2 separate regions of the Homo sapiens genome follow, and region 2 is linked to region 1. A link is an interaction called in ENCODE POLR2A ChIA-PET data of the cell type or tissue named here. Cell type or tissue: CD4-positive, alpha-beta T cell. All regions are shown on one strand.

The links. ChIA-PET counts read pairs that join two places held together with the same protein. Peaks named below come from ENCODE experiments on the same cell type or tissue, not always from the same donor. Only the 100,000 strongest peaks of a DNase experiment are listed, where the experiment ranks them.
Region 2: POLR2A ChIA-PET joins it to region 1 with 12 read pairs; 7 of 35 experiments call an interaction of 5 or more read pairs at or near these places.

What each region holds. Positions count from the first base shown.
Region 1 is chr12:69,326,714-69,334,713 of GRCh38, forward strand. No RefSeq gene overlaps it. Among named protein-coding and RNA genes, the nearest start is that of LYZ, 18 kb to the right of the region's middle. RefSeq lists enhancers at 4,457-4,616, 5,457-6,171. In CD4-positive, alpha-beta T cell, no CTCF peak of the experiment used is centred here; DNase peaks (open chromatin) are centred at 3,398 and 4,468; H3K4me3 peaks cover 2,323 bases; H3K27ac peaks cover 3,949 bases.
Region 2 is chr12:69,273,923-69,281,922 of GRCh38, forward strand. It overlaps CPSF6 (cleavage and polyadenylation specific factor 6), which reads left to right. Exons shown (of 10, transcript NM_007007.3): 10 at 1-436. Among named protein-coding and RNA genes, the nearest start is that of MIR1279, 4.7 kb to the left of the region's middle. In CD4-positive, alpha-beta T cell, no CTCF peak of the experiment used is centred here; no DNase peak of the experiment used is centred here.

The DNA.
Region 1 (8,000 bases):
ATGACATGGGTGAATCTTAAAATAATTATGCAGAGTTAAGCTAGACAACAAAGAGTAGATACTATGTGATTCTGTTTATTTAAAACTAGAAAATGCAAACTATCATCACGGAAAGCATATCAGTGGCTGCTTGGGAATGGGGGAGTGAGGCTAAAGAAAGGGAGGAATTACAAAGGGGCACAGAAAACTTTTGGAGATAATGGGTATGTTCATTGTTTTGGTGGTGATCATTTCAGGTGTGTATACATATTTTAAAACATCAATTTGTGGCCGGGCGCGGTGGCTCATGCTTGTAATCCCAGCACTTTGGGAGGCCGAAGCGGGCAGATCACGAGGTCAGGAGATCGAGACCATCCTGGCTAACACGGTGAAACCCCATCTCTATTAAAAATACAAAAAATTAGCCAGGCGTGGTGGCAGGCACCTGTAGTCCCAGCTACTCGGGAGGCTGAGGCAGGAGGATGGCATAAACCCGGGAGGCAGAGCTTGCAGTGAGCCAAGCGCCACTGCACTCCAGGCTGGGCTAGAGTGTGAGACTCCGTCTCAAAAAAAAAAAAAAAATCAATTTGTATACTTTAAATATATGCGGTTTATTTTATATATATATGTTATATCTCAATGAGCTAGTTTAAAAAAAACAATAACATACTACTTCCTACACACCAGATAGACTACAATTAAAAGTATGGGCAATACTAAAGGTATGGAGAAACAGAACTTTCATCATTGCTGGTAGGAGTCTAAATACGCCCAATTACTTTGGAAAACTAGCAGAATTTACTGCAGCTAAACAAACACCTATCCTATGACCCAACAATTCCATTGCTTGGACTATAGTCAAGAGACATGAGTGCATATGTCTACCAAAAACACCTATAAGAATATCCATAGTAACTATTCATATTTACCAAAGGAATGAAAAAAATTCATCAGTAGTTGAATTGATAAATTCTGGCATATTCATACAAAGTAATACTACACAGAAAAAAATGAGCCACTGCTACAAAGTGGCAACACATGGAGGAATTTCAGAGACATAATGTTGAGTGAGACAAGCTGACATGAAGAAAACATACTCTCTGATTCCATTATTATGACACCCAGAACAGGAAAAAACTAATGGTGACAGAGATAAAAATACTGTCTACTGGGCGCCTGTAGTCCCAGCTACTCGGGAGGCTGAGGTAGGAGAATGGCGTGAACCCGGGAGGTGGAGCTTGCAGTGAGCCGAGATAGCGCCACTGCACTCCAGCCTGGGCGACAGAATGAGACTCCATCTCAAAAAAAAAAAAAAAAAAAATACTGCCTACCTTTGAAGAAATGTTGATTGGAAGGAGGCATAGGGAGACTTTGGGTTACTGGATATATTCTGTATGTTGATATTACGTTTTACACATCTGTGTTTCTCTTATAGATGGTTAACACAGGAGTTACACGGGGAGTATGTAAAAATTCTTTCAACTGTACATTTAAAATGTGTTAACTTAGTAAATATAATACACCAATGAAAAGTAAAAAAAATAAATAAATGAACAGACACTCAAATTCCATGATTTAACGAGAGAGACTGGTAAGGAGAAACACGGATATGTAAAACATAATTTCAAGAAAATAGGCAGTGGAAATTTCACAAAGAATTTTAAATTATAAATACAGAGTTGCTCTTGTTATTTTTTCAGGAATTCTTAGTTGGCTCTGACTTCCTCCTCCCAAACTAGTTGTCTCCCAAACCTAATTGTCTGTGAGTTATTAAGGATTACTGAAAATTTGTTTTAATAAACTAAAATTAGCACATTAATAGGGTTTAGTGATTACTCTAAATTAGTATCCTACAAAGAAGTCTGGCTGCGTGCAATGTTAACTGTACATAAATAGTTAGAATTCCCCTAATTTTCAGAAAGGATGTTTTGCTATCAGTCCCATGGTTTTCGGTTCCTGCCTTTTTGCTTTGTAATGATCATTTCCCGTAAGTGTAGATTTACATCACAATGCTTTATGTTTATAATTATAATTAACAACATATATGCATTTTGCTTCAGATGTTAATATTCATAAGCATAATGCTAAAGTAGATGTATATAATTCAACCAAACTTGACTTTTTAAGTGACAGTTCATCATAATTACTCAGTACTTTTTCCTCAGAAAAGTAGCAACAGGTGGAGTAAAGTAGGTTTTGGGATAGTTTTCTGAGGTATTGCTCCTCACACTTGAGGGCATTAGCTGCAGGGGTCTGCCCTCAGACCCTGACCCAAATGACAGAAGAATAAAACATACATTGACACGTAGATATTGTTAGAAGCTGGAAAGGGAGTGTCTGCCTAGATGATAGGACTGAAAAAAGGCAGATTTAAGGGATGAGCTTAATAGAGTGTAGCAGGTATAGGTAGTAGGTAAAGTGAGAGAATTTAAAATGAATAAATTATCTGGCTTAGACTTTTCCTTCTTTAGCATAATGCCTGGGACCTGTGTTGTCTTCGGAAGCCACATTGTTGAGGCTGCGGGTCCTGTATGTCTTTTCTCAGGCTGGCTTGAGTTTTTTCTTCTTTCCATCCTTTGATAAGAATGTAGTCTCCAGGCTGGTGCTGGTGTACTGGAAATTCTAGGGGTGGTGCCTGTGCTGAGAGACTTTTTACAGTCTTTAAAGAGCAGGTTAGTGTTTTAAGAAAAACTTGTTGTACTTTAATGTCTAGTTTACAGAAAAACTGGATGATACCTTTTTTATTTTAGCCAATATGTTTACACACAGAATTTTTTTTACAATTAACGTTTTAAAACTTGTTTAGACCTTCAAAACAAAAATTATATATTTCCTGCATAAATTCCTTTTCATAACATTCTTCACAACTTTCACAGACAATCTTTAACATGGCTTAACTTTCTGACTATGTTTTATAACCTTCCTTACTAAAGGTGCATTCTTATATCTGTAACTTTAATATTTCTTTCCTTTCTTCCTACTTTCTCTCCTTAGTCTTTTTGTGTCTGTCTCTGATCTGTCTTTTCTAGTCTCTTTCTTACTCATTCTTTCCCTTTATTTCTCTTTTTAATGTGCACTAATTAGGTGAGTGTTGGTATTAACGGATACATGTATATATCTTAGTTTCCCAAATTTAGGGATGTAACATCTGTTTGCCACAACTGATTAGGTTCCAATCCTCTAGGGTTAACACCTGTTGAAAGAGGGGCTGTGCCTGTGAGCTGGCAATCTGGGCACCGTCAGATAATTTGTTTAGCCAATCTCTGTATAAGTTGAAGTTGTTTAAGATGAGTTTCTCTAATTTTAGTAGAAAAATTGATGCAATTGGGTGGCTTGGTCTAGCAGTGATGTTACAACCTGAAGAGCTGCTTGATCATTGCCATAAGCCAATGGGCCAGGCAGAGAGCTGTGGGCTCGAATGTGTGTAATAAAAACAGGATGTGTACGTTGGTGTAGCAATTGCTGAAGTCGGAGAAAAAGAGCACACAGAGTGGTCTCCAGAGCTAACTTCATGCTGTAAAAGTTCTTTAATAAATAAACAGAGTAACCTCAGCTCTCTGAGTGCTAGTAAACTCTGAGTGATGGAATTGTGTGGTCTCTACTAGACTGCCGCTTTTCCATGTTTACCAGACCCATCAGTAAACAGTGTTAAAGCATTAGGTATGGGGAAGTGCAATACCGCTTCGAATTACCTTTTACTTAAAGGAATCCTGATGATATCAGGGTTATAACTTAGCAATTGACTGCATTAATCATTAAGATGGCAAGTTGAAATAAGTAACATGAAATTTAAAAAGAAAATCTGAAAGCATCTCTAGAAGCAGAAACTTAAATAATATACTTTAACCATGTGCTTAAAGCCACAGGCAGAACAGCTTAAATCTTGCAATTGAGTTTTCAAGCTGATCAAGTTTATGGACTTTAATCTGGCCAACAGTCTTGAAAACAGTGACCCAGTAGTTGGGAAACTGAATTCAGGACTCTTTTAGCAAGTAGAAATCAAAAGACTATCTAATCAGTGGGTTACGACAGTCATTCATGCATATGCTTTCACTACACTTACATACAACTTTTCTTCTAATTTAACAAATATGATTTAGTTAGGTTTAAAGTTCTCCTTTAAAGGGTAATGTGTGGTTTTACATGCCTAGCTTTTAACTACTCTTTAACTAATTCATCGGCCTTCTGTAATCTCTCTCCCTTCAGAGGTTACTGTTTTACCTAAATTGGATTTGGAGAGCTACGTCAGGGGTAGGAGAGAGAGAGCAACAGTGGCCATTATCAGAAAAGAGGTTTTTCAAATTCTTACATTTTACTTAAATTTTAGCAGAGAATTATAATCTGGGATGTCGCTTGTAAACAAGGAGCACTTGCCTTGGGTCACCTGCAGAGCTAGAGAGCTGAGCCGGCGGGTCCCTGGGCGGTAGCTGTTTTACTCTTGTAAAAGCGCTGCCTTTTGCCTGTGCTGGCTCTGTTTCTGTGAACTTCCGGGCTGCCGAGCCTTTCTTTTTATTTACTGCTTGCTCGGCTGCACGGCTTTCGGCTCCTAATGCCTTTTTTCTTATCTTTTTATAAACATACACCTGATTGCCTTGCCGATTCTGCATTACTGGGCAGAGTAAGAGCTCTGCTTCTAATGCTGCCCGCTTAAGACAGGGACTGATAGCTGTAGCATATCCTAGGTCTTTTTTCCTATCTATTGGAGGAGGAGGCTCAGGTATAAACCCCCGTTTCCTCTGTTATTTCGGCCCGGTGATATTAGGGTGGAGGGAAGAGGAGGTGATAAGGCAGGTGACATTTTCTCCTCCTTGCTCTTTTTAGGCTCTTCTGCGTGTAACAGAGCTAAGGCTGCTCTAATTAAAGCCTATAACGTTAAAGCTGTTACTGGGACCTGTTGCCTTTGCACATGTTAAGATTTCTCCCCATTTGTTCCCAGAGTTCTACGTCTAGCGTTCCTTCTTCCGGGAACCACGGGCTTGGGATCACAAGAGTTTGCATTGCAACAGTTTGTCTAGCATGGATGATTAGGTCCCTTAATTGAGCCTGTGAAACTGAGGCTCCGCTAGCCTTAAGTAACTGTTTTAATACTTTCATATAATGTTTCTGCTGTGCTAATAACTGTGGTCCCATGATGAAAACTCAGCTTGACCCAACTTCCCCCAGAACTTGGTAACTTTGAGTGGGCACCAATGACTTGCTGATTACTCACTGACTTGACCGCGCGGTTCCTTTCTTCACCTTTGTTTTCCGGGGGGTCCGTCGCTTTTCCTTCACGCTTCCTTCGCAGCTTTCCTCATGAGGGCAGTCCTCACTCTTCCTAGGCAGCTTGCCTCAGGAGGGGCTCCAACTGCGGGGAGTCTGTTTCTGCAGACCCCTGACTGGCCTCACACGGCTTTCCTCACAGGGCTTTCCTCACACGGGTTTCCTCACACAGGCCACCAGCTGAGGTATTGCTCCTCACACGTGAAGGCATTAGCCGCGGGGTCTGCCCTCAGACCCTGACCCAAACGACAGATGAATAAAACGTACACTGACACACAGATATTCTGTTTTGCCAGTCCAGCTGAGTGTCCAGCCGCCTGCACACCTAGAGAGGTTTGTCACTGTGGACGGCCCTGAGCAGCTCGAACTCCAGGCATTTATTTAGTATACAATTAACAACAGAAGCTTTGAGTAAACTTGAGTAAACACACTTTGAGTAAACTTGAGTAAACACACTTGTGGATAATTAACATGGTTAAGAGAGTAGTTCTAGGAATGATTAAAACTCAGGTACCACGGTCTCAGGTAAATACTATCAGGCCTCTCAGCCCAAGCTAAGCCAGATGGCCTGAAGCAACTGAAGATCCACAAAAGAAGTGAAAATAGCCTTAACTGATGACATTCCACCACAGTGATTTGTTTCTGCCCCACCCTAACTGATCAATGTACTTTGTAATCTCACCAACCCTTAAGAAGGTTCTTTGTAATCTCCCCACCCTTAAGAAGGTTCTTTGTAGTTCTCCCCACCCTTGAGAATGTACTTTGTGAGATCCACCCCCTGCCCACAAAACATTGCTCCTAACTCCACCGCCTATCCCAAAACCTTTAAGAACTAATGATAATCCACCACCCTTTGCTGACTCTCTTCAGACTTAGCCCACCTGCACCCAGGTGAAATAAACAGCCTTGTTACTCACACAAAGCCTGTTTGGTGGTCTCTTCACAGGGACGCGTGTAACAAATACCATTAGGGGGCAATATCCTTGGTAGACCTCCCCAGAGAAGGCCATCTGGCTCAAAGGTTAGTTAATTGAAGTTGGGTAAACAGACTTAACTGGGGAAGCCTCTGTTGTCCCTTGTATTTACCCTATGACCTAATGCTCTAAGGTAAGAACTGGCCGCCTTGGCCTGTTCAATTATTACAAGCTATGTAAACTTTCGGCCTTCTAAAAGGTTTGTGACTATTTCCTATAACTTTCCCTAATATTTCCCTTTATTCTTTCTGCCACCATCCTGAGTGAATCCCAACAGTTTTCTCCCCTTGCAAAATGTACCACGTTCAAAAGTTTGAAGATCACTGTCTTTATTATCATCTTGCCTTTCATTTTGGCCTTCCTTCTCCAAACACGCACACACCCCCACACACACCAAATCACTTTAGTCTGTCCTAGCAAAAAGTGATCTATGGTCCTTTTTGGCACACAAAAAAATACAATTGTGTCATTCCTTTTACTCGGAAGACTTCAGTTTTTACATTGCCTTCAGCAGTGATTATTAACCTATTTTAGGTACTTATACTTTTGAGAATAAATAATAAAGCTTTTTACTTTCTTCTGAGAAAAATATGCAATATAATTTTATATAATTTTGGAGGTTTAGCAACACCTCTGAAGCCTATCCATAGATCTTCTAGGGATCCTTCACCTAACCTATACAATAAAAATGGAATTTCCTTTTAATAGCATAAAAGATTCTTCATTTACCCAGCCAAGCTCTTCACTTCCACTTTCTACTTTGAAAGGAACTTCCACAGCATACCATATTCTTTCTTATACCTTTTTTCCTTTCTTTTCTTTTTTTATTTTATTTTTTATTTTTATTTTTTTTTGAGACAGAGATTCCTTCTGCAACCCAGGCTGGAGTGAGTGCAGTGGCACAATGATGGCGCTACCTCGTGAGCTCAGGTGATCCTCCTACCTCAGCTTCCAGAGTAGCTAGGACTACAGGCATGTAACATCATGCCTGGCCAATTTTTTTTTTAAGAGACAGAATCTCACTATGTTGCCGAGGCAGTGTTTATTTTTAAATAAACTTTTAATTTCAGCATAGTTTGAGATTTACAAAAAAATCCTGAAGATAAGACAGTTCATTTCTGTATTCCCCACACCCACTTTCCCTTATTACTAACATCTTACATCAATAAGGTACCTTTGTTACAATTAATGAACCAATATTGATATGTTATTATTAGCTAAAGTTCATACTCTATTCAGATTTTTTAGTTTTTACCTAATGCCCCTTTTCTGTTACAGGATCCTATCCAGGGTGGCATATAACATTTTGTTGTTGTATCTCTTCTGGCTTCTCTTGGCTGTGACAGTTTCTCAGAATTTCCTTGTTTTGATGAGCTTGGCAGTTTTGAGTACTCATCAGGTATTTTGTAGAATAATCTTCATTTGAGGTTTGTCTGATGTTTTTCTTATGGTGAGACTGGGGTTATATGTTTTGGAGAGAAAGACCACAGAGGCAAATACCATTTTCATCACATCATATCAAGGATGCATACTTATCAATGTGGCTTATCACTGTTGATGTTAACATTGATCTACTGACTGAAGTAGAATTTGTCAGGTTTCTCTCCTGTGAAATTATTCTTTTCCCTCGTTTCCATACTGTATTCTTTGGAAGGAAGTCACTATGCACAGCCTCAATACTTCCTTGAGGGCAGAGTATCTACATAAAGTACTTGAAATTCTCCTGCATGGAAGATTTGTCTATTCTTCCTTTCTTTTATTTTTAAATATGTTTACCTCTACCTG
Region 2 (8,000 bases), 53 kb before region 1:
CTTAACAACAACAACAAAAAATTGTATCATTTTACCAATATCCACGAATTACTGATCACAGTTTGTAAATAATTTGTTTAATATCAGAAGGCCAAAGAAAGTCTTAAAATTTTAGCTATTGACTCTATGGTGACTTCACAATAAGATTTCTGTGCAAAAAGGTAAGGTGATAATTGATCTAATAGACTTTTTTTTTTTTTTTTTTGCTGTCCATGAGAATTAGACTTCATATTAGCTTCAATTAAAAAGCTCATTCCATTTTATTAAAATGTTTGTAATTGCAATTTTGTGTTTAATGTTTACTTTGTCTTTCCTTTCTTTAGCATTTAGGTGACTGTTCGGCAGTTTGATATATGGCCATTGTCGGCCTTAAACTGCACTAGTAACAAGCATGGTATTTATCTTGTATTGAAAATAAAACAAACTTTTGATAAGACTTTGCAGTTTGTCTTTTTTGTTTAATTTGTTATTTGGTAACCATTGTGTATGGTTTTAAGTAGTTAATGTTTATTGGCAATATGCAGTATAGCAGAAATTGGACTGTTGTCTGTATTCTATCTTTAAGCCAGATAGTGGTGGTTTTCTTGTGTATTGACATTTTGGTGCTCTTTAAAGCGACTGATAATTGGGCTAAAATTAGGATTAAGAGGCCTGACAGATTTCCAGGCTGTTACATGGTTTTTAAATGGAAGATTCAGAAAGCATTTGTCTAGTTTTAGAGGATCATTAACCTTACTAGACTTAAGTAAAAATGTTTGTAGCAAAAATATTTTACTGGTTAGCTTGGAAACATTATGGGGTACTTTTGAAACAGTAACAGACTTCAGTTTCAGTGATTTCAGTAGATATTTCTGTGCCAGGTATTAATATCAGGCCTCAGATTTCTTACCTGCAAGCTTCAGAGTATTAAAGGTAACAGTTCTAAACAAGTGAATATGAACATGAGAAATAATACTACCATCACTGGGATCCCTTTCCATGCCTCCACTAAAATTGTGGTTCAGATTTTTGTTAGATTTCCTGTTACTGTTTGTTGTATGTTTCCATTGATCAATCCCTATTTGTGTTGAATTAGTTGAGACTCTCGTCCCTACCCTGTGAGGTCATTTAACTTTAAGAGAAGATCATTAGGAATATTTTTTGGCCAGATGCCACACTACATATGACTCAGTTCAAGACCTAATTTAGTGAAAGAGAGAAGCTTTTTTTTTACAAAAGATTTATGGACAGACTTTTCCCAGTCTTCCTAGTTTTGTTTCAGAGCCATTACCATGAAACAATAATTATTAGAAATGATTTCCAATGATGTTGTTGGTCTTTTTCTCCCATTTATAGTTCATTAACAGTTCTTGGATTTTCGTGTGGTACATCAGTTCTGATAAACTATTGTCAGTTCCAGATAAATGATATATACTTTACCTTTCAAAAATCTATATTCATTTTATAGAAAAACTTTAAAAAATGAAATTTACTACTTTAATGTTATACTGAGATCTGTAGGAAAAAAATGGTGAATGGGAAAGGGAAGTACCTTTTAGGCAGAGACTTGCAAAAAGGGCTTTTGGCAAGAGGAGCATGCTAGTAGGAACTGAAAGAATGCCAGTTTGGCTGAAGCAGGGAGTGAAGAACATAGCCTATGTGTGGAGCTCAAGCAGTTGGCAAGGCTAGGCTCTCCGGAGCTTGTAGGTCACATTAAAGATTGTCCTAAGAGTCATGTGGAATCATTGAATTGTGTGAAGTGTCATAATCAACATTTCAAAAAGCTTCTTGGCTGCAGATTAAATTGATAAAAGAATAGATAAAAGAGAAACACCTCTTCCTGTCAGGAGAGAAGATAAGGGTAGATAAAAATAGAAGTTTGTGGGCTGTAGGTGTGTGGTAGAAATTTTAAGATGTCATATTTAGTGACTTATGTTTTCTTTGAAATAGAAATTGAGGGCATTGTGGTGTGGGCATGGCTTAGTTTAGAAGTAACAGTGTTTATCTGTGAGATTGTCAGGGTTTGCTATCTAAGATAAGGCTCCCATTTTTATGGTGGCAGTCCATCTAGTAACACATTCATCCCCTGGGAGAGGGTAGATGGATCAAGCTATGGGACGGAGAAGGCAGTAATTGTCTTCATCAGTTTTCACTTTAACGGTTGTCAACCCAGCTGAAGAACACAATCACCGATGCTGTCCTGTTGTTTTTTAGGGGATTGCTATTAACATTTTATTTTTTGAGACAGTCTCGCTCTCTCACCCAAGCTGGAGTGCAGTGGCGCATTCTTGGCTCACTGCAACCTGTGCCTTCCAGGTTCAAGTGATTCTTCAGCCTCAGCATCCCGAGTAGCTGAGACTATAGGTGTGAGCCATCACACCCGGCCAATTTTTTTTTATTATTTTTATTTATTTATTTATTTATTTATTTTTTGTAGTTTTAGTAGAGACGGTTTTTCACCACGTTGGCCAAGCTGGTCTCGAACTTCTGGGCTCAAGTGATGAGTCTGGCTTTGCCTCCCAAAGTGCTAGGATTACAGGCGTGAGCCACTGTGCCTGGTCAACCATCAACATTTTTTAAAAATTGTTTTTGTACCTATTGCTTCATTAGTTTCTTAATTATCCTATAAGACAGTTAGTATTCTTTTTTTGTTTTTCTTTTTTTGAGACAAGATCTTGCTGTCATTCAGGCTGCAGCGCAGTAGTGTGATCATGGCTCACTGCAGCCTACCCCGGGCTCCTGAGTAGCTGGGATCACAGGTGCATGCCACCATGCCTGGCTAACTTTTTTATATTTTTGGTAGGCATGGGGTTTTGCCATATTGTCCAGGCTGGTCTCAAACTCTTGGGGTCAAGCAATCTTCCTGCCTTGGCCTCCCAAAGTGTTGGGATTATAGGCATGAGCCACCACACCTGGCCAGTGTTCTACTTTTAAAAGGGAGGTAATGGGCTCTGAAAGGTTATGACTAGCAGAATATAGTGAGTAGAGGTTAGAATGATTTTATGATTCTAAATTTTCAGTTATTTACTGAATGTCATGATACTGAGCCACCACCCCTGTAAGATTTTAAGCTTTACTGATACCCAAACTAACCATTTAGGAACATACTACTTTAAATTTTTCATTTGCACAAATGTTGAGTACCTACTCTACAAGATACTGTGTTAGATACTTTTGTGTAAGATAGGCCATAGCATTTTATTGTGGTATCTTGTCTCATGTAAATACAGGTTCTACCTACACAATTACTATAGCTGTCAGATATGAGGTAGGTGGGTCTAACATGCAGAAAATGTAGGCACTGAGTCTAGAAATTGGACCCCTCCCCATTACAGTATAGAAACCAGTCCCGTGTACCACTTTAGCTCTTTATTCCCCCTGAAATAGGTTATCATTTTACATCATGACCTCTTCAGCTTTCCTCAAGTAAGGGGAAAAAATTATCTTAACACAAAATGCAAGAATCTTACCTAGGCGTCTAACCTAAGAATACCGTCAGAAGTTATTTGTAGAACGTGAAAACTGGAGCTAATAGTTATTAAAGGTAGGCCGGGTGCAGTGGCTCACACCTGTAATCCCAGCAGCACTCTGGGAGGCCTAGGCAGGCGGATCATGAGGTCAGGACATCGAGACCATGCTGGCTAACACGGTGAAACCCCGTCTCTACTAAAAATACAAAAAATTAGGCGTGGTGGCAGGCGCCTGTAGTCCCAGCTACTTGGGAGGCTGAGGCGGGAGAATGGCATGAACCCGGGAGGCGGAGCTTGCACTCCAGCCTGGGCGACAGAGCGAGACTCCGTCTCAAAAAAAAAAAAAATAGTTATTAAAGGATTTTATTGATGGCTGCCTTTTCACAATAGTATATCTTAGGTTATGTATTGTAAACACTTTTCTGATGAAGTTATTTTTATACAACTTAGAAATTGATCCAAGGATACTGGCAGCCCATTCTACTCCAAGTGTGTAAACTTGAGCCTTTTATATTTCACACTGTAAACACATGCTGTGTATGCTTGTGCACAGTGAGAGACTGCCTACTTCTATAGCAGTCCATTTTATGTTTTCCTTGACTTACTAAATCATCTAACTATGAATGGACACTAAAAGACGTATGGCCCACCTCCTCTTATCTCTATTATGTGTACCTGGGCAGTAAGTTATCTAGAGTAATTTATCTTCTGACAGTTGTTTCTTCTGCTTACACACACAGACAGAATGTGCCCTCTAATTAGATTTGGCTGATACTAGTTATTTGATCGGTTAATAGGAAAGGTAAAAACGGAGTCAAATTTATGTTTGTTCTTTTTAGTTTCCTTTGCTGTTTCTCTCCCCTAACCATTTAATTTTTGAGGGCACTTCCAGGGGACTAGTCTCTACATTTGGTGCTCTTATCCAGACTCATGGCTGTAGGATTTACATGCTGTCAGTTTCAAAATTTATATTTCCAATTCAGATGGGCTAATATTTCAGCCCCTCCTCTCCCCTATCTGCCTGTTCACAGTCTTACCCAACAGCGAATATAAATACTGTCATTTCAGTTGTGTAGGCCCAAAACAGATCACTCTTGACTCCTCACACCCTACATCTACAGGGAAGTACTTTGTCTCTACCACCAGAAAATACCTGGGACCTCTTACTAATGCTGGGGTTGCTCTCTGCCTTTGCCACTGCACAGTCTGTTGTCAGTATAGCTGTCAGTCTATATTGTTTCTTAAAAATCCTGCAGTGCCTCCCTATTTCTTAAGAGACAGGATCTCTGTCACCCAGGTTTGAGTGCAGTGGTGTGACCATAGCTCACTGCAACCTTGAACTCCTGGATTCAAACGATCCTCACACCTCAACCTCCCAGAGCACTAGGATTACAGGTTTGAGCCACCTCACCCAGCCCACTCTTCAGTTCTATCAGAGTAAAGCTGCAGTCCTGGCAGTCCTGACAAAAGTCTCTCCATGATTTGCTCCCCCATTCCCCCCACTCTCACTTTGGTTGGAGTGTAGTAGCATGAGCTCAGCTCACTGCAACCTCCACCTCCTGATCTCAAGCAATTCTCCCACCCCAGCCTCCTGAGTAGCTGGAGGTGCGCACCACCACACCTGGCTAATTTTTGTCAGTTTTGTAGAGATGGGCTTTTTGCCATCTTGCCAAGGCCGGACTCAAATTCCTGGACTCAAGCTCCTCCTGCCTCAGCCCCCCAAAGTGCTGGGATTACTGGCATGAACTGCTGCGCCCAACCAATTTGGCTTCTCTTACCTCTGACCAGATCTACCAGTACCTTTCCCCATGCTCACTCCATTCTAGCCACTCTGGCCTTGTTTTTCAAACAGGTTAGGTATCGTCATGTGTCTGAGCCGTTGTGTGGGCCATTTCCCCTGCCTGGAATGCTGGAGATAGCTGCCTGAGAAGAATCTCAGTGAGGTTTGTTTTTACCATTCTATTGAATGGAAACTGCTACCTCCCTTAATTGCTTTATTCTTTACTCTTCCCATGCATTTATGACCTAGCACTATGTATTTTGCTTGTTCGTTCAAATATAAAGTCCCATGAAAGCAAGGATCTTATTGTAGTTTCTGTTAAATCCCAAGTGTCTACATCAGCTTGTGGCAAGCAAATGTTAATATTTGAATGAAGGATCTTGAATTGTAGTTCTGCCTCACTGTCTTGTTAGCAACTATTTTAAGAGCTGCGTCAGCATGTTTAAAATTGTAAAGCATATAGAAGTTGACATTCTAACAATTTTTAAGCATACAATTCAGTGGCATTAAATACATTCACAGTGTTTTGCAACCATCACCACTATCCATTTCCAGAACTTTTCCATCATCCCAAACAAACTCCCCATTCCCACCCTAGCCCCAGTCCCCGATCATCTCTCTTGTACTTCTGTCTCTGAATTTGCCTATTCTGGCTACATCATATAAACAGAATCATACAATATTTGTGTTTTGGCTCTGGTTTATTTCACTTAGTATGTTTTTTGTTTTTTTGAGACGGAGTCTCGCTGTGTCGCCCAGGCTGGAGTGCAGTGGTGCAATCTCGGCTCACTGCAAGCTCCGCCTCCCGGATTCATGCCATTCTCCTGCCTCAGCCTCCCGAGTAGCTGGGACTACAGGTGCCCGCCACCACACCAGGCTAATTTTTTATATTTTTAGTAGAGATGGGGTTTCACCGTGTTAGCCAGGATGGTCTCAATGTCCTGACCTCATGATCCGCCCGCCTCGGCCTCCCAAAGTGCTGGGATTACAGGTGTGAGCCACTGCGCCTGGCTATTTCACTTGGTATGTTTTTAAGATTCATCCATGTTGTAGCATGTGTCAATATGTGGCTGAATATCATCCCATTTTATGTACATATATGCCACATGTTTATCCATCTGTCAGTGGACAGCTTGTTTCTACCTTTTGAATATTGTGAATAATGCTACTATGAACATAGGTGTACAACTATCTGTAAGTCCCTGTTTTCAGTTCTGGGTATATAGGAGTGAAATTGCTGGGTAATGGTAATTCTATGTTTAACTTTTTGGGGAATCATGAAACTTTCCCACAGCTACTATACCATTTTACGTTCTCACCAGCAGTGCATGAAGATTGTAGTTTCTGTACATCCTCAACAATACTTATGCTTTTCTTTTTATCTGATAGTAGTCATCCTAATGGGGACAAGTGGTTATTTCATTGTTAATGGCAATTTTTAAAGCAGCTCATTTTTATGGAGACTTTACAAAGTACTTAACTTGCCGGGCATAGTGGCTCATGTCTGTAATCCCAGCACTTTGGGAGGCCAAGGCGGGTGGGTCGCTTGAGCTCAGGAGTTCTAGCCTGGGTAGTATGGTGAAACCCCATCTCTACAAAAATACAAAAATTAGCTGGATGTGGTGGCACAGGCTTGTGGTCCCAGCTACTCAGGAGAATGATGCGGGAGTCTCGCCTGAGCGTGGTAGGTCGAGGCTGCAGCAAGTGAAGATTGTCCCACTGCACCCCAGGTTGTGCGACAGACACTCAGTGAGACCCTGTCTCAAAAAGAAAAACCAAAGTAAACTTAGTTTTCATTGAACCAATTCTCTTTTGCACTCAAATGTTTCATTGGTTTACATAATACTGAGATGAAATCACAAGCAAAATTACCATTGACATAGTTTAGAAATAAACAGCTGACTCTAAACATTACTAGTAGCATGAGTTCTTGGATATGATGTATTTTGTGTGACTAAGTCAGTTTTATAGAGAGAATGTATAGTTAGGTTATGTGGGGCCAACTGAGGGCTTTTAGAATATTGACATTTTCTTAAATGCTCTAAGTTTGCTCCTGAAAGTATGGTCTACAGGGTATCAACATTGGCATCACCTGGTCTGGGAACTGGTCACAAGTGCAGAATGTACCATGCGAAATCAAAATGTACATTTGAGCAAGATCCCCAGTGATTTGTATGCACATTAAAGATTGACAAATTGTGCCTTTAAACTACTTTTAATGGCTACCTGGTGTTTCAACTTGTAACATAATTTTAACCAGTTCTTGCCACTGGGTGTTCAGGTTATTTCACTAGGTTTTTGAGTATTATAAAGGATGCTGCAATGAATTTCCTTATAGGTAAATCTTAGTGCAAATATCTGTTTTCCAGTAATGAATTTCTTGGAGTGCTTGATTCAGAGTATGAATATTTGAGTTTTTGACACATTAAATTGTCCCGATTTACTTTTACCCAAGCTGTATGTGAAAATGTGTATTTCTCCACATTCTTTTCAGTAATTAGTGCTTTTAAAAATCTATCTTAGTGGTGGAAATGGGTATCTTATTTTTAACTATTTCGTGATTGTTAGAGTGGCTTAAATATATTTAAATGTTAGTTGTGTGCTTCCATCTAGAGATAGGCGTACATAAGAAATGAATCGGTAAATCATGATTTGGTATTTCCATTTTAATAATTGAGGAAACAGTTCAGTAATACAACCAGTAAAGGGCAGACCCAGGAACTGAAGATCTGATTTAGGAACCAAGAAAGATCTGAAAGATCCTTTTCTAA